Regions from separate parts of the Homo sapiens genome. Here region 1 is linked to region 2. Evidence: chromatin loops called from intact Hi-C (ENCODE). Cell type or tissue: ovary. All regions are shown on one strand. Links, peaks and the distances in the headings refer to the core of each region. The heading gives the core; the rest is flanking DNA.

Region 1 (10,153 bases), core at 1,466-9,465, 94 kb after region 2:
AAATTACTTTTTTTCCCATGCTCTTAGGAAATAAAATATAATGACCATAAGCATCATGGGCAAGGAATCCAATGCTTCTAGCTTACTTCATAGCTCCATCTAATCCTCTGTACAAAGTGAAAGCTCAATGTCGATTGACTATTGTTGCTTACAAATGCTATGTACTAAAAAGCAGATTATTTTAGTGTCTTACACTTCAGCATATAAAATAAAGTCTTCATTAGGATAGTAGAAATGCTGTTGAGTTAAAATTCATGGATTAATCTCAAGGATCTAGAACTAGAAATACCATTTGACCCAGCCATCCCATTACTGGGTATATACCCAAAGGATTATAAATCATGCTGCTATAAAGACACATGTACACGTATGTTTATTGCGTCACTAGTCACAGTAGCAAAGACTTGGAACCAACCCATATGTCCATCAATGATAGACTGGATTGAGAAAATGTGGCACATATACACCATGGAATACTATGCAGCCATAAAAAAGGATGAGTTCATGTCCTTTGTAAGGACATGGAGGAAGCTGGAAACCATCATTCTCAGTAAACTATCGCAAGGACAGAAAACCAAACACCGCATGTTCTCACTCATATGTGGGAATTGAACAATGAGAACACTTGGACACAGGAAGGGGAACATCACACACCGGGGCCTGTCATGGGGTGGGGGGAGGGGGGAGGGATAGCATTAGGAGATATACCTAATGTAAATGATGAGTTAATGGATGCAGCACACCAACATGGCACATGTATACATATGTAACAAACCTGCGTGTTGTGCATATGCACCCTAGAACTTAAAAGTATAATTAAAAAAAAAATTCGTGGATTAACAACAGCATGTTGTGTCTTATTTTCCCATCAATTTCTTGTTTTCACTCCTAAAATCTAAAAGCAAAAAAGGGCCACATTGTTTAAAATGCACTCTCCCTAAAAAATGCTATATGCTATAATCATATCTGCCTCATCCAACACGAGTAACTACTAAATTAAAGGTTTGTTTTAGCTGGTGTCGGAAAGGCCATTACCTCATAGTTGATTGGCAAAATATGAGTTCATAAAGAATTTTCCTTTCTGCTTAGGAGGATAACAAAGCAATACAATAATTAAAGGATATCTAATATGCAAAAGTCTATATGTAAGGAAATATTAAATATATAAATAAGTTACTAATAACAGCTATTGTTTTGTGTTAAGTATCCTGCTATGTGTTGCCATTCATTATCTCCCTTCATTTTCCCTAAACCTCTCTAAGGTTGGCATTATTTCTATTGAGCAGATGAGATTACTGAGAATCTGAGAGGTGACCTGACTAGCCATGATACAATAAAGCACAGAACTGCTATTAGAATCCAGCAGTCTGTCACCAAAGTCCAGACTCTGCCACAGTTACACTCTTTATTTAATACTATTTTATATTCTGTCTTTGGAAATACCTTTAAAATGTTCAGATGTCATACATATGTTAATGTATCCAATGCTTTGAAACTTTATAGGGGCAATATAGGGATGAAAATTAAAAAGCAGTGACTGAGGGGCCTGGCATAGGCAAAATCATAGAGACAGAAAATAGAGCTGGGTGTGATTAGTGTTTAGTGGGTGGAGTTTCCGTTTGGGATAGCAAAAAAAGTTCTGGATGTGGACAGTGGTAATAGTTGCAAGACAACACGAATGTACTTAATGTCACTAAATTGTATGCTTAAATGATAAACGTATTGAAATTTTTTATTAGAAATTTAAATCTAAATTTTACCATAATTTAAACAAAAAGCAATGGTTAGAGTGAGGAGAGTCAGTTTCAGTGCTTCACTAGGCCCCCGACCAGCTGCGAGCAGATCTGGAAGATGGACGGTTGTGGTGTCTTCTAAATGTAAAACTGCAATTTTGGCATTTGCTATCCCACTTACTCCCCACAATAATTATGTGAGATGTGTACGGCAGAGAACTCCATTTTAAAGATTAAGTATCGAAAAACAGAAAATTATTTAAAAATTATATCAAAAGTTATCTCTTAAAAGAGATTATCTTGAAATCAAAAGAGAGCCAAATAATAATCATCATCAGTAAAAGACCCAGTAAAACATGGGATCTCCCAACTGTAGCCAAAGAAAAAGCAATTTCTGATAACATCTTATTTCATTCCCCTTTATCACTTCTTCAGTGCTTTCTTTGTCCTCCTTCCTCAGCTATTATAATTCATCTTTATTATCTTAAAAAGAAGTCTGCATTAGGAAAGGGTGAGAGACAATGAAATAAGTAACAGAAAAATAATCTCAAACACTTTACTATTTAAATAATAAACCTGGGTTATAGCTTACGAAACAGTGCAGTTCACCAAAAGCTGGTTTCAATTCCTAATACATTTCTACCTCATAGTCTCACTATTCTTAAACCACAGATTAATTCGTTAGAAGAAGAAATCTAACCATTTCAGTGGGAGAAGTCATCTAAGTCATCTCCCGTTCCAAAGATGAGAGGTGAGAGAAATGACGATCATTTTCAAAAAGTGTTACTAAATGTAACCTAGAAAAAAAATGAAGTATCATATTACAGTGAGAACAAGTTTCAAAACCAACACTAAAATAAGCGATAAGCAAAGTAAGAAAGCCATGAAAAAGAAAATAATAAATTGTTATAATATTGTTTTTATAATTTGCTTACCAACTTGTATGTTTTTAGGCATTTATAATGCAGTATGGCACACACCTGAAATTCCTTAACTCAGTGGTTTTTAAACTTAATTGTTGCCGGGTGCGTTGGCTCATGCCTGTAATCCCAGCACTTTGGGAGCCCGAGGCGGGCAGATCACTTGAGGTGAGGAGTTCGAGACCAGCCTGGCCAACATGGTGAAACCCCCGTCTCTACTAAAAATACAAAAATTAGCCAGCCATGGTAGTGCATGTCTGTAATCCTGGCTGCTAGGGAGGTTGAGGCAGGAGAATTGCTTGAACCCAGGGGGCAGAGGTTGAAGTGAGCAGAGATCATGCCACTGCACTCCAGCCTGGGCGACAGAGTGAGACTCTGTCTCAAAAAAAAAAAAAAAAGAAAAAAAAACCCCTAATTATATATCTAAAATTCTTGTGGCTTTTTTCACGCTCCCTTCCGTCCCAGGCCTCAAAATCAGAACAGAGGCAGGTTATTGTTTGTTTTTTAAGTTTCAAGTGATTCTAGTGTACCGGCCTTGGGAAATACCTCCATAACTGTTGAAAAGGGTTCCGAATATAATTTTAAATAAAATTACTTTAGATCAAAGCAGACTTACAATAAGTATAATATCACATAAGGGATCAACTTTCAAGTGCCAAAGAATACAGGTGTGTACTTGAAGACCTTTTAGTAGTGAAACTCAGCAGCTGTCGGCAGTGAAGAAAGGAGCATATGTGATAAACAAAATTAGCTGTGGTCAACAATTATGCTATAGCTAACTTATGTAGTCAGTACTTTCCAGTGAAGTTGAAAATAAAGCAAAGTTCCATACATTAACCCTGTTTTCCACTAACCGTTCTTTACATGTAGGCCATATGCCAGGGTACCAAAAACTGCAGGAATATTCCCTACCATTGCAGCCTCAGTTCTAATATCGAAATCTCCCTGCAGACTAAATGTCTAGAGCAGCACTGTGTCAACAGAACATAGGGGCACATCTCATACCTCCCAAGGGTAGAAATCGCTGAGCACAGGTAAAAATAAAATATTCCAGAGGGAAATATTATTTTACAAATTTTTATAAACACTTTTGTAAAATAATGTACACAGGCTTGCACACTGAAAGGCTCAAAGCCATTTAATTCTGTATAACCACTGCAGAATCTTTGTCTTCTTTTTTACCTGATTTCCAATTGGCAGGTGTTACTAAAATTTTATGACCAAAGTATTTTTTTTTTTTTTTTTTTTTGGGACGGAGTCTTGCTCTGTTACCCAGGCTGGAGTGCAGTGGCGCGATCTGGGCTCACTGCAGGCTCCGCCTCCCAGGTTCACGCCATTCTCCTGCTTCAGCCCCTGAGTAGCTGGGACTACAGATGCCCGCCACCACACCCAGCTAATTTTTTGTATTTTTAGTAGGGACAGGGTTTCACCGTGTTAGCCAGGATGGTCTCGATCTCCTAACCTTGTGATCCGCCCGCCTTGACCTCCCAAAGTGCTGGGATTACAGGCGTGAGTCACCGCGCCTAGCCATCACCAAAGTTATTTCACTGGCTGGGTGTGGTGGCTCATACCTGTAATCCCAACACTTTGGGAGGCTGAGGCACGTGGATCATTTGAGGCCAGGAGTTTGACACCAGCCTGGCCAACATGGTGAAACCTCGTCTCCACTAAAAATACAACAAATTGGCTGGGTGTGATGGTGCACACCTGTAATTCCAGCTATTCAGAATGCTGAGGCATGAGAATCACTTCAGCCTGGGAGGCAGTGAGTCAAGGTTGTGCCACTGCACTCCAGCTTGAGAGACAGAGCAAGACTCTGTCTCAAAAAAAAAGAAAAAAAAAGTTATTTCACTAACAACATATAATTACCATAAAATAAAGGAGGGTTTTAAATGAACTACACATGCAAAATACACTAGAAAAGCTAGATATTTAAAGAAACGTGTAGTGAATTATTTGGTAGCAAAACGATTTTAATTCACAAGTTACTATTCCCCTAATGCATCTGTTTTGTAAATGCTGCTTCACATATGAGGTTTGTAAAAAAGCAAAGTATACGTATAAATTGGTGCACATAAAGATGTTCTACAAATATAGCCAGAAGCTGTTTTACTGTATGCAAAGAGTGATGGCAATTTTTAATTCAAATGTTTTTAAATATTTCAAACTGAAACTAAATCTTACCAATGTAAAATTGCCACAAAGACGGCTGGAATAAAGAAAAAAAGAAAAGTTATTAAAAGCTGCTTTATTATAAAATACCATTAAAACAAGTATTTCAAATGTATTATTTTACATGTCTAGAAAAGATAGCACACAAAGCAAGACAGCCAGCTAATCCTGTCTCTATGAGCATAGGAAAAAATCCAGGACACAAAGCAAATTTTGAACAGAGCTTACCTGTCTGCAGCGGGGCTTGACAAGCAAAGGGAGAGACTTGAGAGAGTTTTTTTACTTCAGGTAATTGATAAGAGTGATGGAATTATAGAAGATTGTGACCTTTTTTTTTTTTTAGTATTATTTTCTATTCCTTTATATGAAATTTTTAAAAGAAGTAAATATATACAGTATGCTTCAGCTAATTCTAACCAAGAGGAGCCACTCTAGATCAGTTTCTCTAGCATTCATCGGGAGACAAATGCAGGCAATCACTTCCTCAGCGGCACATCTAAAAGCCCCATTGTGCAACTCAACCCTTGATGAATTGCAAGCTCTTTGCAAGCGCCCAGACCTAGGAGCTACTAGATGGCCTAGGAAACTAATCTGGAGTCACCTGTGCCAGCACCCCATGTATACGTAAGACTTCACCAGGGAGCTGGGAGACACTGCTCTGGGTATGGAGCTTTTACAGGAGCTGCAAACACAGCCTGTGCCCCTGTATGGTTGGGGAATTGCTTGTTTTCAAGGATACCATGGAGCTGGGGAGAGAAGAGTGGGGAATAGAACAAGTTAAAGCACCACAAACTTTGCTGTTCTTATAGAGTTTCAGCAGCTTTTCTTGAATTAATGCCCTTTAGATTGTTGTAAACCTTTGGTTAATTTCCAAAGTTTTGAAGAAAATGATTTTGATAATTTTCCAAGTATTTTCATTGTCGTCATGGAGGAGTGCATTTCCTTGGCTATTCCAGAAGTCCCACCTCCCTTCTGAGATCTTATAATGGTATTTCTTATGGTTATCCCAAATATACTTGGCAAGTCATCTTATAAACCACCAATAATAGCCTCTTAAAAATTCAAAAATCACTCCACTTGGCTAACAAAATAAATGCAAATTAATTCAATAATTATTGAAGAAATTAAATTTTTAAAAATTAAAAAATTGCAATGTTGAAATTCTCAACCAGGCTTATCCAGATCTTTTCCTATGTTACTAACTGTCCTGGGCTTATCTTAAATACTGCTCAGAAGATTTACTTGTTTTATACCAGGATAGGCAAAGTATGGCCCATGGTGTGTTTTTGGACTGTCCGCAAGCATGGTTGCTATAATTTTTAAAAGGTTGAAGAATTTAAAAGGTTCTAAAGATGCTCATTAACTGTTTATTAGGCTTCATTAATTTTAAAATATACAACTATTCAACTATATTTGTATCCTATTTCTAATTCTCCTAACAACCATATACACTGGCAAAAACTCTTCAGATGATATATAAGGAAAAGGTCAAATATACTTCCAAATTCATCCAGCTTTCCAAAGATGCTCAGAATCTTTCTGTGTCTCTCACTCCCTCCCTTAACCCACATACCACATCTGAAAAAAAATGATATGGTGTAACGATGCCAGTATTCTAAATGCTTGAAGGGCTTATCACATGCCCTTTCCAAGCTGTGAAGAAGCGTGTCCCCTGGACCCCGGCATCCTATCAGTCTCACCTCTGAAGGTGACCACAGCCTCATACTTCACTGCAACAAAGACCATTAGACGCCAGCACTCCCGACTTCTTTTATCTCCACTTTAACATTTCTCCATATAGTAATCCTCACTTTTCTACTCCCTGCCATCTCAGAAAAGGAATTCCCTCTCCTCTTTTCCACAGTTAGCTTCTCAAATTTGTGCCTTTAATTCTACCCCTCCCAAATATTCCAAGACTTGCTCCACTAATTATTTCCTCTCTTGGAATCTTAATATCATCCTCTTCCCTTGATCCTTCCCCTCAACCTTTAAAACTCCTAGACCTTAAAACACTCTCTGCGATCTGACAACCCTTCAAACCAATATACTCCCCATGTCTCTCTCTCCCCTGGTTCAATGACAAGATCTTTGGCCAACTTCTTTCTACTAAGTTCCCGTAAGTTTTTTTTTTTAAATGACCAACAACCTTTTAGTTATCACAATTCTTTTGTGTCTTTCTGTAGCATTTGGTTAGATTCTTGGCTCTCTTCCCCTCTCATCTTTCATCACACCAACTTTCCCAGTTCTATTTCTGTGACTACTCTGATTTTATCTGGTTTTTCCTTTTCCTCTCATCTCTTAAAACCAAAAGTTTTCCCCAAGTATCTGTCCTTTGCTGACTTTTCTCTCTTGGCAGTTTCACTCATTCTTAAAGTTTCGGTGCTCACGTCTACAGAGATAACTCCCATATCCTTCATTCCTGAACCTTCATTCCTGAACTTTCTCCCTTCCCAGGCTCCTCTTCTACCAGGCCACCCATCCAGTCCTGTCAAATGTCTCCATCAGCTCTCACCTATCCTCTCCTCTCCATGTCTTCTGTGGCTACCCTCGTGAAGACTATTATTGCCTGGATTCTAGTGCTAGTTTTCCAATTATTCTTTCTGCTTCCTTTCTCAGTCTCTCTTACACACTGCTGCCAAGTTAATCTCTGAAGCTCACTTCTGATCATGTCACTCTATTTAAAAATTGTTTGGTGTCAGTATTGGGAATGTACTATATGCCACTAAACTGTTCACTTTAAAATGATTAATTTTATGTTATGTGATTTCATCTCATTAAAAAAATTTTTTTTAAAGAAAAGAATTAACGCCTTCCTACAGATGGAGTTCAAATGCCTTACACCTAACCTTGAATTAGACTCTCCAAGGCTGGTCTCAATCAACCTTCTCAACTTATTTCCTGCTACTTCTTTCTCATGCCCTTCATTTCAGCCTACTTGGCTTTCATGTTTTCTGCCTCCTATGACTTTGATCATGCTGTTCTATCAGCCTCTGACACTTATTGATCTCAGCTCCACATATCCAAATATAAGCCTTTTGTCACAATTCGAATCTCACCTTTTCCTAAAAGTCTTCCCTGATCTCATTTCCCATTTCCCATCCTAAAGCATTTGTTCACACTTCTGAACTCCCATAACAGTCACAATAGTCACGCATTATTCACCAAACTCTAGGGTTCCTTCAATGCACGAGATGTTGGTGCACTGGAGCTTGTGTTGGGGATGGCAGTACAGCTTGGTTTCCAGGACCACGCTGATTCTGGATGGGGGATGTGTTCACTGGCATAATTAGATATCTGATAAAATCCAAGTCTGAACCTCCATCATTCCTCAAGTACTGTTAACACTTCAAGTGTGGGGACACATTCTACTTTGACATCAACAGTCAACTTACAGTGAGAAAATTACAATAATTGACATTAAGAGACATTTATCTATGACAGTTTATATCAGCAGCCAGTCTGACTTAGGGCCAGGCTCAAAACTGATTCTATACCAACAGCAACAACATTTAAGCTCCCTCTTATGGTACAGAAAATGAAGCGAATGAGGGAAAGGGAATGGGGGGAAGAAAAACCCTTCAAGTGCATAAATAAGGAAATCTCCTAATTGTAGGCACTGAAGCTCCACAGCAAGATGGAAGTCAATCGGGCAATATATATCTACTTTGGCCCTATTTCCATTATAAATGTTCTCAACTAATTTTTTTTTACTCCATTTTATTCTGCTTTCAGGTGCTGAGAAACATAATGTCTGTTCCCCAAGAGCCAGCTAATCATTTTTACTAAGTACGATAATTGGCTGCCCTGATTCAGATAACATATCCTTATTGTGACATAGGGGTGACTATTGTCAGAAAACCCTGAAAATGTTTTAAAACAAGAACTAATGGGGCTTGGCGATTCTTGCCACGCTTTTCCAGAGCTCGGACCTTGCTATTATTTGCTACTAGACACCCACAAACCCTTGCTTGTTAAACTGATCGCCTTCAAGACTCAAGAAAAGCGCCATGCGGCTCCCTCCTAGGGCTCTCCTGACCTTTCCTCACCAATGCCGAGAGTGGTCCTGCTGGAGAACGCACACGCCTGCAGTTCGTGCACCTTTTCCCGGAGCTGCACCAGGAAATTATGGATCAACTGGAAGCAGCCAAGAAGAAGGGTCTTGGCGATCACATCCAGCTATTCAGCCATCTCAGACTGCGGACCTCCGTGCACCCCCTGGCAGGTTCCCTCCGCCTAGGGTCGAAAGCTTCAGAGGCAGCCCCAACTCTTCCACTTCTTCCTCCATCTCTGGCTCCCAGGCTTGGGAGGCCCCGCGCCACCGCTTCAACTGGCTGGGGTGGGAAGATTGAAACGGCTCTTGAGACTCTGCTTTTGCGCTTACTGCTCGTTTGCCCGACTATTTTCTCATAGTCCCTATTCCAGTCAATTTCTGGCACAGCCCAGCTTGAAACTGCTCTTGAGCCTCCGATTTTGAGCTTACTCCTGGTTTGCCCGACTATTTTCTCATAATCCCTGTTCCGGTCAGTTTCCGGCACAGCCCAGCTTGAAACAGCTCTTGAGCCTCCCCTTTTGAGCTTACTCCTCCTTTGCCTGACTCTTTTCTCATAGTCCCTGTTCTGGTCAATTTCCGGCGCAGCCCGGCTTGAAATGGCTCTTGAGCCTACGCTTTTGAGCTTACTTCTCATTTGCCCGACTATTTTCTCATAGTTCCTGTTCCGGTCAATTTCCAGCGCAGCCCAGCTGAGTTGGGCGAGGTCTAGAAAGGCCTGACTCGCCTCTTGGCCTCAATGACTTGTACCCGCTGCTTTTGCAGACCTCCCGGTCTTCATGGCAACTGTGAAATGTGGGGTGGGGGGCGTAGGGTTGAAGCCATTCGCGCCGGTAGTCCCTGCATGTCCCCTCATGTGCTCCCCAGTGCGCACAGCACCCCAGCCTCCGCGCTTCTGGAAGCAGCCCAGAAGGGTCTTGGCAATCACGTCCAGCTGTAAGCCATTTCGCGGTCTCAGATTGCGGACCTCCGCACGCCCCCTGGCAGGTTCCCTCCGCCTAGGGTGGAAAGCTGCAAAGGCAGCCCCAACTCTTCCACCACCTCCTCCATCTCCGGCTCCTGGGCTTGGGAGGCCCCGCGCCACTGCTTCGACTGGCTGGGGCGGGAAGGTTGAAATGGCTTTGAGACTCCACTTTTGAGCTTACTCCTCCTTTGCCCGACTATTTTCTCATAGTCCCTATTCCAATCAATTTCTGGTGCAGCCCAGCTTGAAATGGCTCTTGAGCCTCCGCTTTTCAGCTGACTCCTCGATTGCTCAACTATTTTCTCATAGTCCCTGT
Region 2 (10,153 bases), core at 1,033-9,032:
GCCAGTTTGTTTCTGTTGCTTGCAACCAAAGATCTCTAACAGGTTAAAGTTATATCTATACAAATGTAGATGATGATGATTATTATATATTGGTGTGAGCCACTGAATTTTTTCCTATTTGTCTTACATTTTACAGAGTGGTACTATGTGAAAAACAGGGTCAGGATTAGGGTGAGTCAGGGTGGTGTCTAGGGTGCAAAACTGAAGGAGGTGTGTACTCTCGGATTCTTGCAAGAGCAGAAGTGGTACTTAGGGTCAGTTTTTTCTTAAGGGCCTGAGAGAAGCACTTACCTCTGCATTAAAGTGAGCCAATCCTACAATGTATGCATTATAAGCAAGTAAAAGGTTTGGAAATCCCCCATGAAGTATCCTTACCTCCACTGCCTGTTCAGAGATTGCCCCTTGGAGAGGAAGGAGCAGATATTATTCCAAAGAGACCTTTGATATGAGGGTCTTCGGAATTTCTTTTTAAAGTTTCATATATTCATTGAGAATGGCTTTAAGGGGAGTGGGTCTCAACTCTGGCCACCCAGTAGAGTCATCCAAAGAAATCTTACAAAACATCCAAAGCTTTGGTCCCATCCTCCAGAAAATTGAATCCATGTGGTCTGGGGAGGACCCGGTGGATCATCTCCCCAGGTGATGATCTCACATGCAGATGGAGTTGAGAACCAGTGCTGTAAGTGTACTGCATCATCTACATTTCCTGGAAGCTCTGAACTAGGCCCATAGCAGAAGCCTGGAGCCATAGGGTCGGGGCAGCTGAAGAGTTACTTCCATATCATAGGATAGAATTAAAAATCTAATTCCTCTCTTGCCAGATGTATGACTTGAGTCAATTACTTAGATTCCTTTTCTGTACAATAAGGATAATGATGTTATCAAAACTAACAGTATTGGCTGGGCATGGCGGCTCATGCCTATAATCCCAATACTTTGGGAGGCCAAGGTGGGAGGACAGCTTGAGGCCATGAGTTTGAGAGCAGCCTGGAAAACATAGTGAGACCCCATCTCTATAAAAAAGTTAGCCATGTGTGGTGGCACATGCCTGTAGTTCCAGCTACTTGGGAGGCTAATGTGGGAGGATCACTTGAGCCTGGAAGGTACAGGCTGCAGTGAGCTACTCCATTTTAGCCTGAGTGACAGAGCAAGGCCCTGCCTCAAAAAAACAAAACAAAACAAAACAAAAAAAAACAAAACCAAAAACCTTACAGAGACACTGTCCCAAAAAACAAACAAAAAACCCAAAAACGTACAGTATTGTTGTAGGGATTAAGTGAGATGACATGTGCAAAGCACGTAGTGCAGTACCCAGCATGTTAAAAAATGCTAGCCTTCAGTGTCATCACAGGTACCCCTAGGATTAAGTTAGGCTAGGCACCCACTCCCTGACAAGACACAGAGGTTCTCATGTATTTCTGGCCACTTATGAAGTAAAGGGTGTTCCTTTAACCAGGTACCACTGAGATGGCTGCAGACCCTGAGTGTCAGTGTGCATTGTTTCCTGATAGGTACGAAGGCTTTTCCTGGGGTAGCAGCCCCAAAAGCAGAGCACCTTCTGACCTGGGAGTCTGGCACAGTTCCAGCCACCCAGCTCTGTAGAGTTGAGAAAGCGAGGGCCAGTGGGGCTACTTATGCTTCTTTCTATCTGCTCCCTGGGCTGTGGGGCAGCCTTCCTCCCTTGGTTTCACTTTCTTAATTTCAGTCTCTAAGGTTCAGCCTTGAAACTCCAAAGGATACTGAGGCAGGTCACCCTCTCTAACCCCTGTCGAAAATTTTGCACAGGGGAAGGGAGCTGAGGAAGTCACAGAAATTCATGGGGGTGCCAGGCCCACACATACCTGCCTGTGGGGCTGAGTGGATTGGCAATGACAATGCTGACAGCTGACATTTACTGAGTACGTGCTATGTTCCAGATGCTGCGTCTCCGTTTCTCAGATGAAGAATCTAAGTTTCAGGGCCTCATCCAAAACCATACAGCTAATAAGCAGTAGAGTTGGGATCTAAGCCCAGGGAATTTTACTCTAGAACTCACAGTATTAACCACAGTGCTCCCTTGGCTTATATTTCTAAGGCACATGCTGTAACCACTTTTTTTTTTTTGTTTTTGAGATGGGGTCTCACTCTGACACCCAAGCTGGAGTGCAGTGGCGTGATCTTGGCTCACTGCAACCTCTGCCTCCCAGATTCAAGGGATTCTCCTGCCTCAGCCTCCTGAGTAGCTGGGATTACAGGCACGTGCCACCATGCCTGGATAATTTTTTGTATTTTTTAGTAGAGACGGGGTTTCCCTATGTTGCCCAGGCTGATCTGGAACTCCTGACCTCAGGTGATCCGCCCGCCTTGGCCTCCTAAAGTGCTGGGATTACAGGTGTGAGCCACCGTGCCCTGCCTATAACCATTCTTTTTTAGGGAGGTGTGGTATATGGCGCTACCCTGAATCTGTAGTCAGGATTTGAAGAGGGGAGAACAGACCAGTATAATTCTTCAGTGTTTGCTTGTGAAGAAGGCACCATGCATTGTGGTTGGTAGTGGTGACTGGAGAGAGAGATAGGAGGGGCACAGGCAGCAAGGTCCCTGCTTAAAGACAGTTATCTAGTTTGGAGAAACTTAGCTGGATAGTCAGTTCTTACATGCATTTGGCAAGCACTTATCATACACTGTAAAGAGGCAATATGTCTAGCTTGTTAGAGGGTGGGCTGTGGAGTCAGACTCCTGGCTTTGAACCCCAACTTCCCTGCCATTTTCAAATGACACTGGAGAAGTCGCAAAACCTATTTCTGTCTCAGATTCCTCCCCAGTAAAAGTGGGATATTAATAGTACCTCCTTTGTCTTGATATGAAAATTCAATGAGTTGATATATGCAGAACATCTTAGAACAGCAACTAGCTTAGAGTAAATCTTCAGTAATTGTAAACTGTGATTATACTATGTTTTTGGCACTGAAGCCACGTCGTGGTGAGTAAGACAGTGCCTGACCTCAAGAAGCTCAGTCTAGTACTGGAGAGAGGTAAACAAATACTTGCAAAGTGTGTGGTGTGAGAGAGGTGTGACAGGTGGGCGGGAGCCTGCAGCAGGCACATCTGACCCATCCTAGGTGTGTATGGTGCAGAGAAGTTAGCCTAGGCTTTCTAGGGGCACTGATGTCTGGGCTGAGTCTTGCAGGCCAGGGAGCTAGTCAGGGGGAGCTGTAGTGATCCAGCTGGGGGCTGAGCAGGAGCTGAAAGTGAACAGCTCACATCTGTAGGGTTGCCAGATTTAGCAACGGAAAGTACAGGATGCCCTATTAAATGTGAATTTCAGATAATGAACAACTTTTAAGAATAAGTATGTGTCATGCAATATTTTTAGTAAAAGTATGTCCCAAATATTGTATAACCACACACATTATTCACTGTTTATCTGAAATTCAAATTTCACTGGGCATCCTATGAAAAGTCTGGCAATTTTACCTTTCCACATTTAGGAAGGTGCAGTGTGTTTCAGAGTAGCTGGAGTGATGCAGGGAGGAAAGGCAGAGTGGGCGGGATGGGGCTCATAGGCACACAGGAGGCAGTTTGTAAAAGACCTATGCTATGTTAAGGGATTTGGATTTTATCCTGAAATTAACGATGAGCCCTTGGAGAGCTTTAACCACAAGGACATGAAACCACGGAGATAGCAGTGTCAGGTACGATGAAATGAGTGTTAGTTTCTATGGCCGAATAGCAAATTACTCCAAATTTAGAGTCTTAAACAGTAAACATTTATTATCTCCTAGTTTCTGTGGCTCAGGAATTCAGAGGCAACTTAGCTGGGTGGTTCTGGCTGAGGTTTCTCATGAGATCGTAGACAAGATGGTGACCAGAGTGGCAGTTATCTAAAGGATGCACTGGAGCTGGAGAATTTGCTTCTAGGGTGACTCACTCTAATGGTTGGGAAGGCACTGCTGGCTGTCAGCAGGAGAGCTCAGTTCCTTGTCACAGGGACCCACCACAGGACAACTTGAGCCTCCTCACAACATGACAACTGGCTTAGTGATCCGAGAGAGCAAAGTGACCTTAACTTTGGAAGTCACATGCCGCCTTGTCATTGCCATATATCCCAGTGCTAACACAGCTCAGCCCCGCTGAATGCAGGAGGGTCCTACACAAGGACGTACACACAAGGAGGTGGGGATCATGGGGTTATCTTGGAGGCTGGTTTTCTGGGATGGGAGGCTTACATGGTGATGCCTGTGACCTTGGAGGTGGAGGAGAATGATGGGCATACAGAGGAGTGAAGAAAGGCTGGGAGGAATAGAGATGTGGGAGAGGAGGGGAGGCAAAGAAAAAAAAACAGGAGGAAGGGGTGTTGGAGCGGAATGTAGTCTGTCCGCAGCAAAGGGCATCACCAAAGCCATTCCAGGAGGAACTAGATCCACCTCCTTCTCTCCTGGGCATGCTCCAAAGATGGTTGTGACCTCCAGAGAGGACCCCAAAAGAAAGCACAAAAACTAGACAATGGGAGGGCAGTACCCAAAAGCCCTGAGTTTCTGAGCAAAATATTGAACGTTTCTATGGTGAAATAGGAAGTTAATATGCTTAGGAAGAAAAAAGTGGTAATGATTCAAGGAAATATAATCACACACGATTTCAGTTTTAATGGACATGGGAGGAGCCATAAAAGTAATCTATCATCTATCAGTTATCTATCTATCTATCTATCTCAACTATCATCTATGTATCTACCCATCTATCAATCATCTATCATCTATCGGTTACCTATCTATATCAACTATCATCAATATATCTATCATCTATCAATCATCTATTACCTATCAATTATCTATCTATCTATATCACCTATCATCTATATATCTATCCATCTATCAACCATCTAATTATCTATCATCTATCAATTATGTCTATATCAACTATCATCTATACATCTATCCATCTATAAACCATCTAATTATCATCTATTAATTATCTATATCAACTATCTGTCATCTATATATCTATCTATATATCAATCATCTAATTATCTATTATCAATTATCTATGTCATCTATCATCTCTCATCTATCATATCTATCATCTATCTCTATCATCTATCTTCTATCTCTATCATCTATCTTCTATCTATCTGCCTATCTATCTATTTATCATCTATCTAATCTGTCATCTATTTTTTAAAGGGCCATAAACTTGTTAACATATATATATACACAGGCATTTTAACAAGTGTTTTCCCTGGAGAAGTGAGGATAGAAACTAACCCGTAGGAAGAGTGCCCTCTGCTGCTACTTATTCAAAATAGCTCCTCTGTCTGGCCATACCAAGGAAAACATCCTAAAAGGTTCTTTGCCTTCTGGCTGCTGTATATAACAAAAAATTAATAACTAACATCTTTACCTCTTAAAATACCTTTAAGATTTCTTTTCTGTTTTGTAGACAGCCGTGTTGCTACATTTTTCCATTTGATTTTATTCTTTCCATGGTTAACTGTAAAGCAAACATAATAAGAAACAGACATTGGATACTTATGCAGTACACAGAAAGCATTTCTTCCAAACTCTTAACTAAATAAAGTAAATCCTTTCCTAGGTGCACAAATCCATAGGTCAGAGGTCAAGATTACCCAACCAGGAATAGCTCATCACTGTAGGCTGGAGGAAATGGCTTTATTTACTCCAGAGCACCCAGGAAAATGTACTGACCTTTACAACCAGCTCTGCTTGCTATTCCAGGGGAAAGCAGGAAGGGAGGGGCGGAAGGACAGACCCATAAATGTTCTATGACAATTACTTGGCAGCACCGTTTCAAAGAAATAACGGAAGCCTTTACTTGGCATTCTGTACTAAGCAGTGCATGGAAATGGGTTGGTTTCAGCTCTGGACTGCCCACCCACACCTGGCCCCTCTGGGCATACTAAACACAGACAGGAGTGACACCGCTACCCCAGGTGTTAGCCTGGAAACTTCCCTCCCTTCCATGCATCATCCCTGCTTTCATCTCCGTAGTTGACAGATTCTCTGGGTCTGTTGTGTGGACTTTGGGATCAGCTTCTTAGCCCTTGCCCTTCTCTGAAACATCACTTTTGGCTCACTCTTTAACTCAGGACTCTGCAGGGCTCCTGATTCTGAAATACTTGCAACTTTAGGGAGAAGACACTCCCTTGGCCAGCTTCATCCCAGCCTCTAGCTGAGGAAAGAGGATTGGACATGCTACATTTTTGGGCAAGGTATTTATCTTCTCCAAACCTGTTTCCTCATCTGTAAAATGCAAATGATAAAATAACTCACATCATCAAGCTTTTGTGAGAATTATAACTGATAAAGGATAAATGTCGATTATTATAACATAGCAATAAATGTCGATTATTATAAAATAGTAATAAAACAAGTATTATGGAATATTATTAAAGTTTTCTTTTTCTTTTTTTTTTTTTGAAACAGAGTTTTGCTCTTGTTGCTCAGGCTGTAGTGCAATGGCACGATCTCGGCTCCCTGCAACTTCTGCCTCCTGGGTTCAAGCCATTCTCCTGCCTCAGCCTCCTGAGTAGCTGGGATTACAGGCGGCTGCCACCACACCCAACTGATTTTTTGTATTTTTTAGTAGAGATGGGGTTTCACCATGTTGGCCAGGCTGGTCTTCAGCTCCTGACCTCAGGTGATCTGCCCACCTCGGCCTCCCAAAGTGCTGGGATTACAGGCGTGAGCCACCGTGCCCGGCCCTGGTTAGAGGACAAATATTAATATATGGGTATCTAGTGGCTGCGACCAGGCCAGAGAGAGGAAGTTTAAAAAATCAAGGGAAGGAGTTTTGTCCATAAGTTAAGTTTAAAAATACATAACATGAAGTCTGGAGATAAATAGACCAAATACTAACAATGTTTATCTTTGGCTTTTTTGTTTTATTTTCAGCTTTTTTATTTTTTGTGGATACATAAGGGGTGTATATATTTATGGGTTACATGAGATATTTTCATACAGGTATGCAATGTGTAATAATCAGATGAAGGTAAATAGGACATCCATCACCTAAAGTGTTTATCCTTTGTCTTACAAACAATTCAATTATACTGTTTTATTTTAAAATGTAAAATTACATTATTTTTGACTATAGTCACCCTGTTGTGCTATCAAATATTAGGTCTTATTCATTATTACTTTTTTTTTTTTTTTTGAGACAGCCTCACTCTGTCACCCAGGCTGGAGTGCAAAAGGTGTGATCCCGGCTCACTGCAACCTCTGCCTCCCGGGCTCAAGCGATTCTCCTCCCTTAGTATCCTGAGTAGCTGGGATGACAGGCACATGCCAGCATGCCCAGCTAATTTTTGTATTTTTAGTAGAGACAGGGGTTTCACCACGTTGGCCAGGCTGGTCTCAAACTCCTGGCTTCAAGTGATCCTCCTGCCTCGGCCTCCCAAAGTGCTGGGATTACAGGTGTGAGCCACCACACCTGGCACTATTTTTTATACCCATTAACCATGTCCACTTCCCCCCAATACCCAACTACCCTTCCCAGCCTGTGGTAACCACCATTCTACTCTCTGCCTCTGTGACTTCAATTGTTTTAATTTTTAGCTCCCACAAAAAAATGAGAACATGCAGTTTTTCTTTCTGTGCTTGGCTTATTTCACTTACCATAATAAACTCCAATTCCACAACGATGCTTATCTTTGAGTGAGGAATTTATAGGTGATGACTTTTTTTTCTTCTCCTATTTTTCAAATTTTCTGTAATGAGTACTTTTTAAATAGAAAATACGAAATTTTGTTGTTAAAAAGCCATCATTTGTTCTTTCTTTTCACTGACTTAATACATGATTTTATTCTCAATCTAAAGCTTACAAGCCAGAGGTAAGGCTAAAACCCCTTATGGACACACACACAAACACGACTGCTGCCACACCAAACGCAGTCACTTCCCAGAGGTAGTCATGATATTAATTTTGTGCCGACCCTTCTAGATATTTTTCTATCCACTTATGTGTTACTGGCTCATTGATCAAGGGCAATTTGTGACATGATTAAACATGCTTTATTTTTCTTCCCTTCGTCTCTTCAGAACTTGTCTAGTGGGGGGTAATCATCTCTTGCCACTAGATGAAGAATAGGGCCATTCTAGAGGCTCTCTGGTCAGTCATAGGTGATGGACACTTCCACATTTTCTTCCGTCCATTTGGAAATTTTGAATATCCAATGTAAGGTATACAAGAAACCGTCCTATGCCAGAGGGGAAAAAACTGAGCCTAAATATGATCAAAACTGTAGATCAGTGGTTTTCAATGTTGGTTGCATACTGGGATCATCTGAGGTAGTTTAAAAAATTCCTGTGTCTCAGTTCCCCCCAGAGTCTCTGGTATAATTGCTCTTGGATTTGCCTGGGCTTCAGGGATATTTATTTAATTATTTATTTATTTATTTATTTATTTATTTAATTTTATTTTTTTGAGACCCAGTCTCACTCTGTTGCCCAGGCTGGAGTACAGAGGCGTGATCCCAGCTCACTGCAACCTCTGCCTCCCGGGTTCAAGTGATTCTCCTGCCTCAGCCTCCTGAGTAGCTGGGACTACAGGCACCCAGCAACACACCTGGCTAATTTTTGTGTTTTTAGTAGAGTTGGGGTTCCACCATGTTGGCCAGGCTGGTCTCGTACTCCTGACATCAGGTGATCCGCCCGCCTCGGCCTCCTGAAGTGCTGGGATTACAGGTGTGAGCCACCGTGCCCGGCCGGCTTCAGGGTTTTCAAGAGCTCCTCAGATAATTATAGTGGGCTACCTTTGAGAATCACTGCTCCGGATTTAACATCCAATTTATAGAAAATACATGGGAAAGCATAGAAGAACAGCATGGAGTGCAATAAGCAATAGCCACACTGGGACACGCTATAGGAGAAACACTCAGTTTCTTTATAAAAAGTTGTAAGAAAAAAAGATGAGGAGGAGAGAGGAACCTACAGGTTAAAAGTGACTTACAAGAAATTACTAATTGCAATGTGTGAAGAGATCTTTTTGGATCTTCAGGTGAACAAAGAAAACATATGAGAAGTTTTACACATCAAACAGGAATATTTGAACATTCAGTAGATATTTGATGTTAAGGGATTGTTTTTAATTTTGAGGCTACAATAATGTGGGGTTTTTTAAATTTTTGTTTTTTAAACTTTTATTTTAGGCTCATGGGTACATGTGCAGGTTTGTTATACAGGTAAACTCGTGTTATGGGGGTTTGTTGTACAGACTGTTTTATCACCCAGGTACTAAGCCTAGTACCCAGTGGTTATTTTTTTCTGCTCCTCTCCCTCCTCCCTACCTGAGACCTCGCATAGGCCTCGGTGTCTGTTGTTGTTTTATTTTTAAAACAGTTTTTCTCTTTCAGAGACATGTTGAAATAACTGAATGAAATATCTCCAGATTATATATCTGGGATTTACATGAAAAGAAGCCTATGAGAGGGAGGAGTGGGTGAGGGTGTAGATTAAAAAAAAATGATTGGCCTTGAGTTGATAATTGTTGAAGCTGGGCAATGGGTACATAGGGAACTCGGTATTCTGTTTCCTCTAGTTTTGTATGCTTAAACGTTTCCAAAATAAGAAGTTTTTCTGGAATGCTTAGTCCAAGATATTAATTAACAATGTAGTGCTTAAAGACAGAACATCTTTTTCCTGCTACAGAGTGCAGTCCTTGGCTGTCTGCTTTTGGGGAGACAGGTGTGACCATCTGTCTTGCTCCTTGCCCATCCCCACCGCCTCTCCCTTGCTGAGCGTTGCTTCCCAAGGCCAAGGCCAGAGGGCGGAGGAGACGTGGGCATTAGACCATTAGACAGCTCTCATCTACTGGATGGCCTTGGGCTCCCACCCTGGCTGGTTTTACAGCTGGCTTTTCCTGGGTTTGGTCACTTTGCTTGTGTTATGCATCAATTCTCTTCTCCCAAAAGACTTTTTTTTTTAACAGAGTCTCGCTCTGTTGCCCAGGCTGGAGTGCAGTAACATGATCTCAGCTCACTGCAGCCTCTGCCTCCCAGGTTCAAGCAATTCTTCTGCCTCAGCCTCCTCAGTAGCTGGAATTATAGGCGCCTGCCACCATGCCTAGATAATTTTTTGTATTTTTAGTAGAGATGGGGTTCACCATGTTGGCCAGGCTGGTCTCGAACTCCTGACCTCAGGTGATCCGCCCGCCTTGGCCT

Evidence for each region. Hi-C counts contacts between places; a loop is a spot of excess contacts. Peaks named below come from ENCODE experiments on the same cell type or tissue, not always from the same donor. Only the 100,000 strongest peaks of a DNase experiment are listed, where the experiment ranks them.
Region 1: a loop joins it to region 2, with 4 times the contacts of the local background. A loop is called at or near these places in 7 of 110 quality-filtered maps.

Annotation. Positions count from the first base shown.
Region 1 is chr7:29,649,744-29,659,896 of GRCh38, reverse strand. It overlaps MIR550A3HG (MIR550A3 host gene), which reads left to right. Exons shown (of 2, transcript NR_024278.1): 2 at 8,558-10,153. Among named protein-coding and RNA genes, the nearest start is that of MIR550A3, 26 kb to the left of the region's middle. RefSeq lists an enhancer at 9,898-10,153. In ovary, for the core only: no CTCF peak of the experiment used is centred there; no DNase peak of the experiment used is centred there.
Region 2 is chr7:29,743,594-29,753,746 of GRCh38, reverse strand. No RefSeq gene overlaps it. Among named protein-coding and RNA genes, the nearest start is that of WIPF3, 58 kb to the left of the region's middle. RefSeq lists a silencer at 5,480-5,774. In ovary, for the core only: a CTCF peak has its summit at 5,268 (motif pointing left); a DNase peak (open chromatin) is centred at 3,186; H3K27ac peaks cover 700 bases.